Regions from separate parts of the Homo sapiens genome. Here region 1 is linked to region 2. Evidence: chromatin contacts called from ENCODE Hi-C or POLR2A ChIA-PET data. All regions are on one chromosome and are shown on one strand. The core of a region is the stretch at or near the end of the contact, and the rest is flanking DNA. Distances in the headings are between cores, read along the strand shown. Region 1 overlaps PDE4B (phosphodiesterase 4B). Region 2 holds the start of ITGB3BP (integrin subunit beta 3 binding protein).

Evidence for each region. A loop is a pair of places that touch in the nucleus more often than their neighbours do. ChIA-PET counts read pairs that join two places held with the same protein, here RNA polymerase II (POLR2A). Pooled maps may share reads with other maps.
Region 1: a loop to region 2 is called in a pooled map, with 2.3 times the contacts of the local background. The contact joins the enhancer-like site here to the promoter of ITGB3BP in region 2. A Hi-C loop is called at or near these places in 5 of 50 pooled maps. POLR2A ChIA-PET finds 5 or more read pairs at or near these places in 2 of 52 experiments (GM12878 and activated naive CD8-positive, alpha-beta T cell).

What each region holds. Positions count from the first base shown.
Region 1 is chr1:66,335,397-66,340,334 of GRCh38, reverse strand. The region is part of intron 8 of PDE4B (phosphodiesterase 4B); the gene reads right to left. Among named protein-coding and RNA genes, the nearest start is that of SGIP1, 200 kb to the left of the region's middle. RefSeq lists a silencer at 55-349 and enhancers at 3,240-3,289, 3,350-3,399. Within about 2 kb of position 3,599, at least 32 of the 41 ENCODE cell types and tissues checked have a DNase peak (open chromatin) inside an H3K27ac peak, as active enhancers do; they include GM12878, where a contact is called at or near this core.
Region 2 is chr1:63,520,528-63,525,388 of GRCh38, reverse strand. It overlaps ITGB3BP (integrin subunit beta 3 binding protein), which reads left to right and starts at 2,164. Exons shown (of 9, transcript NM_014288.5): 1 at 2,164-2,260. The coding sequence starts at 2,256. EFCAB7 (EF-hand calcium binding domain 7) reads right to left here and starts at 1,864. Exons shown (of 14, transcript NM_032437.4): 1 at 1,755-1,864. RefSeq lists enhancers at 1,901-1,980, 2,142-2,765.

The DNA of each region.
Region 1 (4,938 bases), core at 2,350-4,849, 2.8 Mb before region 2:
ACTGTCTTCTTCGTTTCTAAATAACTTAACAGTCCTTTCTTTGTGGAAGCACTTGGCTACTTTAAAGTCAATCAAACAAAGGAAGTTACAGTGAAATACACAAGAGACTAAACAGTTTGGCACCACTTGAGGGAAACATCACGTACAAGTGAGCAAGACAGAGAGGTGCTGGTAGGTCCCTGAAAAATGCTAGAGGGAAAGGATGCTCAGGAAAGCATATTGACAACTGGCACCATGCCTTCAAGAGTGTGAAACCTATTGACTGTGGCACAAATTTGCCCTGGCATCTTCTTGTTTAGTAAGTCCTGGCTTCCAGATGTCTGAGCTATCTCCACTTGTTGAGCACACTTTTACTCAGAAGAAAAATGTTTTGGAAGAATACTGCAAATGCAAGCACCATCGCCCTTGGTTTTTCTTTCATAGACAACAATGGCATACAACCTAGGAGCCTTTTAGACTCGGACATATTCTAAAAAAAAAAAAACAACAAAAAAAACAAACAAAAAAAAACTAAACAATTTTTAAAAGATGAGAAAAAAGTATTAAAAAAATGGAGACTAAACATTTATTCTGCTAACGGGTTGAATTCTATTTTTGAAGACTAGTGTTCTACATTTACATTTACATTTGACAATCTAAACATAACTATTATTTTTTCCCCAATGTGGAGAAAGATACTCCCCTTAAAATGATTTATTTATCAGATTTTGAGACTATTATGCTCTCTTATCAGGTAGCCAGAGGTAAAACAATCAAAGGCAATGTCCTCTTCATTTCTGTTTGTTTTTTAGAGACTTGCTCACTTGAGGACTTTCAAGTGAGTTAGGCAGAAAGATTGGGCCAAATGGATTACCATTGAGTAAAGAAATGGTTCTGTTAAAACCAATGAAGAACTATTTGAATAAAACAAAACAGATTACAAATCAAACTTACTACAAAGCACCAAATAACTTTCAAACTCTTTGATTTGCTAAGTTTTGAGAAGACTAGAACTTGGAATACTGAATTGCACTAATACTAATACTCACTAATACAACTCCATTTTGTCATAGAAAGAGTAACTGAAACAATGACAAAGAATAAATAGCTTAATCTTCTCTTTCATCTTTATTTGAAGACAATGCCCAAGGAAAACAGTGGACATGTTACTTCCAAAAATTTCCCTTACATATTACTGAAGCATTAATTCTCTGTTTTATGGTCATGTTCCATGCCTTGGAAAGGTTGTGGCATATAATGAAATTGCCCAAATCATTTGAATGATCATATAAATTAAAAAATAAGAATAACTTATCTCTTTTTTTTTTTTTTTTTTTGAGACGGAGTCTCGCTCTGTCGCCCAGGCTGGAGTGCAGTGGCGGGATCTCGGCTCACTGCAAGCTCCGCCTCCCGGGTTCACGCCATTCTCCTGCCTCAGCCTCCCAAGTAGCTGGGACTACAGGCGCCCGCCACTACGCCCGGCTAATTTTTTTGTATTTTTAGTAGAGACGGGGTTTCACCGTTTTAGCCGGGATGGTCTCGATATCCTGACCTTGTGATCCGCCCGCCTCGGCCTCCCAAAGTGCTGGGATTACAGGCGTGAGCCACCGCGCCCGGCCAAGAATAGCTTATCTCTATTTCCCTTTTTATTTTGAGAAGCAGGGAAAAAGGGAATTTGGGGTTAGTCTACAGTGCTTTGAACAGACCTTTACTATCTTATCTTAGGCTATGTTGGAGAATTTTAAGAAACAGATAGTGAAGTGAGCAAATTGATCTGAAATAGGCAATGGATTAGTTTAATACTATTATTTGCATTTTTATGAGCACTTTATAACCATTTTCTATAATTGCGATTGCTCTTTCCCCTTACACTGCTTCCCAGGCAAGAAGACTGAGCTTAGGGCAATTAATGGCCATCCTAGAGGCTGTGAGTATGGTAGCTACAGAATATAAATTTGAACTAGGCCTCACTAATAATGCTTGCCACAGTTGAAAGAACAAGATCACCCACCAACCAATCCAAAATCCCCTTAGAAGAATTATTAAATAACTCTAAACTTTTTTCTTTCTTTATATGCCTCATTGGGATCATTGATGGTAAGTCAGATGGACTGGATATGAATCCTGGCTCTATGATTTACCTTAAGCAAGTTATTTCAACTTTGTATGCCTCACTTTACTCATCTGTAAAGCAGGAATAATAACAGTACCTATTTCAAAGTGTTACTGTGAATATTGATTACAGAATGAGGTAAAGAGCTTAGCACAATGTTTGCATACACCTGTAAAGGTAGTTCTGTTGTTTACTAATATTATTCAATCAATAAACTGAAGAGCTGGGTCTTTTCCAATTATTTTGTTTTATAGAAGAGAATATGGAAAGATTCCAAATAGTTTTATTGTCTATATTACTATACCTAAGTAAAGGCAGGGCTAGAACTCAAACTCATGGCTTATTCCTAGGCTCTTTTCACTTTATTTTGCTCCCTCCATAATTTAGTCTATATAAATCTGAGCAGTAAAGAGAGAAAAGTTGAACCAAAAAAATGTGTGAGTGCCCACCTGGCTACCAGAACTGATTTTAATTCTATTCTGCCCTCTAATCCAGGGTCACCTCTAACATGTGTGGGGCCACACACTGTAAGTCTAAATATACAAAGATATACATTGAGCTATCTCCTTTACCTTGACAGATATCCCTCCATAACAGCCTGGAAGGTCAGGTTGAATTTAGAATTCTTGAACTCCTTGGATATGGGTTGGCCCTCCTCTTTCCCCATGTCCTTCCATCTCCAGGGACCTGTGAGCAGCCGTCGTGAGCCCTGGACCGCAGCCTGCTTACCCAAGTTCCTCCTACACAAGTCTCTTCACACCTCTCATTGCTGCCTCTTGGTTAAACTCCTTAGGCCTAAGGGTGTGTATGCCTGCAGCACATCCCAGGAAGAGGCTTGTGTGGCCGGGAAGTGGGTTCAAAGCCATTTGGACAGAGAATGTGGGGGTCCAGCAGATGCAAAATGTAGTTTAGAGAGGGGAGCAAAGCTGCTCCCTTGGCCCGGCCAACTCCTTACTTCCTTGGGTGGAGGGCAGCAGAAGGAAGGCCAGGCTAAGGCCCTCTGATTACAGCACAGGGCCCAGCAAATGGATGCATCTTATGCTAAGGGCGGCACTGCTGTAATCATATCATTACATTTTAGGCAAAAGTGGCATGAATATTCCTTTCAAGGACTGAGCGCCTGTCTACCCTCTCTCTTACAGAGTTCTAAGATGAATCCATTGGCCAGTAAGATCTATTTCCTGTCAGTTCTGCAGGAGCTGGCATTTTCCATAGTTATTGATTATTTAGTTAAATACAAAATGGTTCACCCCTCATTAGGGCAATCAGCCTGTCATGATCACCATCCAGTGTCATGCAGCCTAATTCCCAGCTGGCTCGGGGCCTGGTAGAATAGTGTGACTTTATCCTGCAAACCCAAGAGCACTGGCAATTAGTTGCCTTTGTGCTCCATGTTTAGTACTGTAGTATGGCTGCACCTGAAGAACTGGAAAAATAAGCCTGCATAGCCAGGAGGACTCACTTCCTCATGATGGTTATCTGTAGCCGACTTCACAATGCCTTAAGAGAAGAAGGACCATCTATCTTCCATTTCTATCTTAGCAAACATTTACTCAAGTGCTAAGTCCTAATGCTTCATTCTAAAAAAAAAGTACTAATACACAGGGCCACTCTTCAACAACAGAATATCCATTTTCACCCAGCAGCACCCAACCTTTGTTCTGCATATAAAACAGCCCCAGAGCCAAACCAATGGAGAATGAAAAGGACAGTGGAGGGCGTTTGTGGGGGAAGTGAAGACAGTGACTAGTTGCTTGAATATAGCTTTTCTGAATACCACAGTATGTTCATCTTTTGAAAAACATTTAGCATTCTGGGTAAGAATGACCCTTTTGACGTTTTTCACCTGAAAATTCTAGGTGAAAGACTAGGTTTCTCAGTACAATGAGGGAAGGAACACCTCCCCATTCCCCGCCAGTCACAATTACGCCTCCCTGGGATTGTTCTGGGTTGGTCCTTCCTCAGCCACTGTTGTTGCAACCCTGTACTTTACTGACTGCGTCTGTCAGGAAGGAGACAGGAAATTGTAGTCACCCTCACAGCAGCTGCGCCATTCCTCCTATCCTCCTCTAATGACGTTGGTTGGCTTTGGTGACACGAGGTCAGGAACTGAGCCACAGTGAAGGTCAGGAAGATAGGTCACTGTTTATGCCGTTGTTGGGCTGGGGACCCTGCTGAGGCTATTTGCTTTCTTCCTTTCTATACTGTTTCTCTTTCCGTTCCTCTTTTTATAATGGAGAGCCAAAGCATCCTGTTTTCAAAACATCTGACTGTTTTGCCACTGAGGAACTCATGCTCTGATGCATTTTGCTGAAGTGTAAGACAATTCTTCTAATTCAGGAGGTGATGAAAATTGAAACACAAAATTAATGAACAATTCTAAGAAGGCAATCTGTTGTTAAGCAAAACGGCTAGCTCTAACATGTCTAATCGAATTTGGGCAGCTGGCAGGAGGTTCACTAGCCATCCTTTTCATCTTAAATAACAATACCATTGCCTTGTAAAACTTCTGCTGAACTTATTCCATCTTCTAGTAATTCTTGGAGGAAAATAATTTACAAGACTAACCTACCTGGCAGCACCATTCTCTAAAATTCTGGAATTCCATCTGGACTGTGGCCAGCATTAAGGGATCAGAGAAATTTGGGCCAAACAGAGGACGATGTTTCTTAGCTAACTCTCTAGGCTATGAAGTACATTTGAGAAAGTCTTTTAGGAGATTTGAATCACTCAGTTTTCTTCAAAATTTAAAGGATTAAGGAAAACAAACAAACTAAAAAAGCACAACCCTACCTAGATGAAGTAAAGATGAAAGATGCTTGCTTTTCCTCCACCAAACACAGTTA
Region 2 (4,861 bases), core at 915-3,414:
TTGTATATGGACGTATTATATATTAAACAAGAATAAGCCTTTGGCAGTTAATTTCTAATTTTAGATATATACATATGTATATATATAATTGTTCAAATATGTGATAATAGCCAAAAGAACAAAGATATACACAAGAGAAGAATCACTGAACAAAGGAAGAGCACACATCTATTCTCTCAAAATACGAAAGTCAGATGACAGTCTTCATCAGGTTTTTAAGAGGAGCAAATCAGTTAATACATGTGAAGCATATACAATATTGCTTGACACGTAGTAAGTGCTAAATAAACTGCAGATAATGAGAAACTCCAGAATAATGAGAATCGGGATATGAGTGGTAGTTGACACCCATCTTCCACAGCAGGATCAACAAGATCATTTCATTAACATCTCAATAATGCAGCCCCACATTTCAAATAGCTATATTTTAAAAGTCTTATTTATAGCATTATCATAGTTTTACTGTGTTCCTTTATTAATAACAATATTTGGGGTTTGTATAGCACCTCTGTACATAAGAGCTTAAAGAACTGTCATACATCTTGTCTTATCCCTATTACAGCGGTCAGGTATTTTTTTGTCCGTTTTACAGATGAGGAAATTGAGGGGTAGCAATGTCACCCAGCTAGCAGTAAGTGGCAAAAAGCCGTAAATTTCACGAACAGTTTCTTCTTTGTTAATGTGGATATAGTACTGAACAATGGTTACTATGGGGTATTAGATTCTACTGGTGGTCTAACAGCTTCCAATATTACTCTACCCAGCTTTGACTTCTAAAAATAGATCTCCAACCTAATAAATTGAATATTTCAAGTTCAATAATAAGATAACACAGGTAGGGTCCCCTTCAGGACTCATTGCATTCCTACTCAGGAGGCCTAAATCACTTGCACCTTTTCGAATTATATAGATCATTTACACTTGGGAAAGAAAGATAATAATTGCTTATCATGGATGAAGTACCCTATTTATAATACGCAGGCCGCCTGCCTGACACTTTCATATTACACCAGATTTAGAAGGACCCCACAGGGATGTGGTGTCACAGTCTGGTTACTGCAAATTGGTAATACTATAATTAAGCATCAGAGTTCTAAACACATATGTGTGCATGCATCTCCTCACAAATGTGAAAGAAAACTGTTTCAAGAAGTAAGGGAGAATGAATTTCACTTTGCAATAAGCAATTTTAAAATATAAGTATATTTTAGGATCGTCCTCAAATATTCTTTCCAAACAAGGCAACTCCCTCACATGGAAATCCCAAGGCAGAAATGTGCCAGAATTTTATTCTTTTCCTTTCTGTGACGAGAAACCAAACTAAAGCTTAAATAAACATATAATTGCACCCCCCGCAGGCTTGGAAACCTCCCTTACTTAAAACTCCGGCCCGAGACTGAGACAGGGGCCTAGAGAGTACATTGCAGCAAACGGCTCCATAAATAACCAGCCACACAATAGCAAGAAAAATAAACTGTTAACAAGCGCCTAAGGCTTCTACAGGGCCAAGTGAAAACAGAAAGCCGTCCAGTCACCGTCCCTACACAGTGAAATACCGTCACAGGTAATCTCGGGCACCATCTCTCTATTTTTGTATTCCTCTGGAAATAAAACCGCATTTACATGTACATTTTAGGTACATACATGGACCAAATGTTTATGACAGAGAAGTAGACAAAGCAGAGGAAGGAGAAGCAGCTGCACAGAGAGGGACAGAGGGAGCGAAGAGACAGAGACAGCGAGCTGTTTGCTACCTAATTCTAGCTCACAAACAAGGAAGCGCAGCCAATTCTCTTCGGCGATTCAGCGTTCCTCTCACCGCAGCTGGACAGATCTCGGCCTTTCTCTAATCACCATGGCAACTGCACCTCACCGCCACCGGAAATAAGATGCAGAGCCCTTCTCCAAACGATCCGGCTAGAAATCTAGGAAGCGCTGATCCGGAGCGCACAGAGACAGCTGTGTTGCTCCTCTATCGCGGGGGTGGTATGGCCAGAGTAGTGAGAGAAGGTGCTCTGTTACACCAGCAGGAAATAGGTGCTGTCCTGGGCCTAGAACTCCCCGCTCGCTCCTTTGCTCGCGCACACCCGGATCCTTCGTCGCGGGGAGGATGTTTCCGCCCGGCCGCGGTGGGCTTGACGCAACGTCCAGCGCGCGCTTTTCATGCCTTGGCGTTTCCTTTGGCGGATTTTCTGTTTTCGGAAGTTGCTGGGTTCGTTTTATTCAGCGGCAGTGGTGCTTTCCCGAATCTCAGAATGCCGTAGGTATCTCCTCCCCAGGTATTGCTGTTTTGGGGGCCCTCTGCAAGAAGAGAAGATATTATGTGGCCCAGTAGCCTTTCTCGTTTTCCTATTTTTTCGGAGTATGAACTTGTCTCCTCTGTCCACAGGCAATTCCCTTCGCTTGGTACCCTCAACTCTACGTCTCCTCCAGCGGTACTCATACGATAGTCCTCCTTCGCTTTCTGTTTCTACGATGCTTTTGACAGATTTCGTAAACTGTGGGCTGTATTTAGGTGATGTCTAACTTGAAATAACATAAATAAGGTTGACACACAGGATGGGACAGAGTAGATGAAAACACGCCTTCGTAGTTTGTCAGTCCCTTGCCTTCATTAATGTGGCGCGTTCGTGTAAACCCGTGGGAGAACTCATGGACTGAGTGGGTCTAGATACCTGGATTCCAGATAAGACTCTTTCACTGTTGGGCAAGTCACTTATCGACCCTGAGCTTCGTTTTTTTTTACTTACACAAATAAGTTTGTACTGCATGATCTCTAAATTCCCATCTATGACCAATAATCTGATTATTGAGAATGACCATAGTGGGAATAGGCATTGTGCTAGATAAGATTCATCTGTTTTTCATATCCTTCATCCATCCTATATTGAGATGCATAAAATAGTTGCTACCCTATAGAAACTTAAAAAAGCCATTAAAGGTTGGGGGAGTGGGGTGGATATCAAACACCTGTAATTTCTCCTTGGCCGTCCTTGTCCTCAGGTTGATTTAGGTACCCCCTCTAGTGTAACCTGTTCCTTAGTTTATTTCAGGATTAAGTAAAATGCAAAGTAACACAGCTGGGGAAATTTTTGTATCAAATAGGAATTGACATGAAAGGGGAAAGCTGTACAGAAATGATAACCTATATTTATTGAATCTTGAATTACAATGTGGGTGCTGTATTAATCAATTTATCTACGTTTTTTCATTGAATCCTAAAATACTTTAGGGGATGGGGGCTGCTATTATCTTTACAGATAAAGAAACCCATCACCTAATAGGGTGTTCAACACAGCTGCCAATAAATGCATGTTTTACTGATGCCCTTAAAAGTTATGGATTATTGAGGAGGTTTTCCTTTCCCCAGAATTAAGCAAAGAGACTTGTTTCCCTACTCTTGCATTAGAAAAATCATCCAGTTCTCAAATAAACAAAGCTGCAAAGATAATGTCACACAATCACACACACAAAATCCCTAAGAATACAGTGAAAACAGAGGTGTATTTGCCAAACAAGTGGTAATACCTCCTGAACTGTGTGTATCTGTGTATAGGAGTGGGGAACCAAAAAACTATGAAAAGTGGAACTTTTTTTTTCTTTTTTTGAGGCAGAGTCTGGCTCTGTTGCCCAGGCTGGAGTGCAGTGCTGTGATCACAGCTCACTGCAGCCTCTACCTCCTGGGCTCCCACATGCCACCATGCCTAATTTTTTTATTTTGTAAAGACAGTGTCTCCCTGTGTTGCCCAGCCTGGTCTTGAAGTCCTGGGCTTAAGTGATCCTTCCACCTCAGCCTCCCAATGTGCTGGGACTATAGGAGTTAGCCACTGTGTCAGGCCTAAAAGTGGACCTTTTTGACAACTGTCTTCCTAACATATGCACACAAGATGTTATATTAGGCTTTTAGATAAGTATATTCTGGTAATAAATACACAACCTTAAAGTTGAGGTTAACATCTCACATATATAGCTAATATATATGTGAAACTAGCAATTACTTTGCTAATTTTCTAAGTTTTAGCAAAGTGATTTAAGACTAAATCAACAGTTAAGTAATGCATAAAACGTAATGGCATGTTAGTAGAGAATCTCCATCATTGTTAGTAAATTAAGTGTTTTTTTTTTTTTTAATGTGGTTACTGGTGAGGTCATAAATGAGTGGTGCAAATAGTTATCTTGGCAAGTTACATATGCAGGTGGATTCATTTTTAAGTGATGTTGAAATGGTGACTATTTGGTATGTATTTGGAAGACTAAATGTGTAATATAACTTACGGGAGGGTGTGATCTATCTTTTTTCTAATTTCTTAGAACCTTGAGCAGAAAAAACTTCAATACAACAATGAGTAGTTGTGAAAATATATATGGTCCAAATGAATCTAAAATAAATAAGAAACAGCAAATGTTCAGTGACAATAGAGCGGATGGATGAATCTTAACATAATGAGTGAAATAACCAATTTGTATGAGACTACATTTGTTATCCTTATAAAACTTAAGAACACGCAAAAATAAGCTACTTATGGTTATATATGTATATGATAAGATTATTGTTAAAAGGCAGAGAAATGATAAATACAGAGAAATGATAAATACAGTTTAATAGATGCCTTTTGGGGGAAGCAAATAGATGCATGTATACCCAGTCATATTGGTAATGATCTAGTTCTTAAATTATGTGGTGAGTTTATGCGTGCTTATTTTCTAATGTTTTATAACTTGCACAGCTTACATTTTTTCATTAGTATCCATTATTCATTAGTATTACATTTATTCATTTAGTATGTACTACTTAAAATGTTTTTTAAAAGGATTTAGAGATTACCTATCTTAAGTCCTCCCTAAGTGTAGCTTTCTCTGC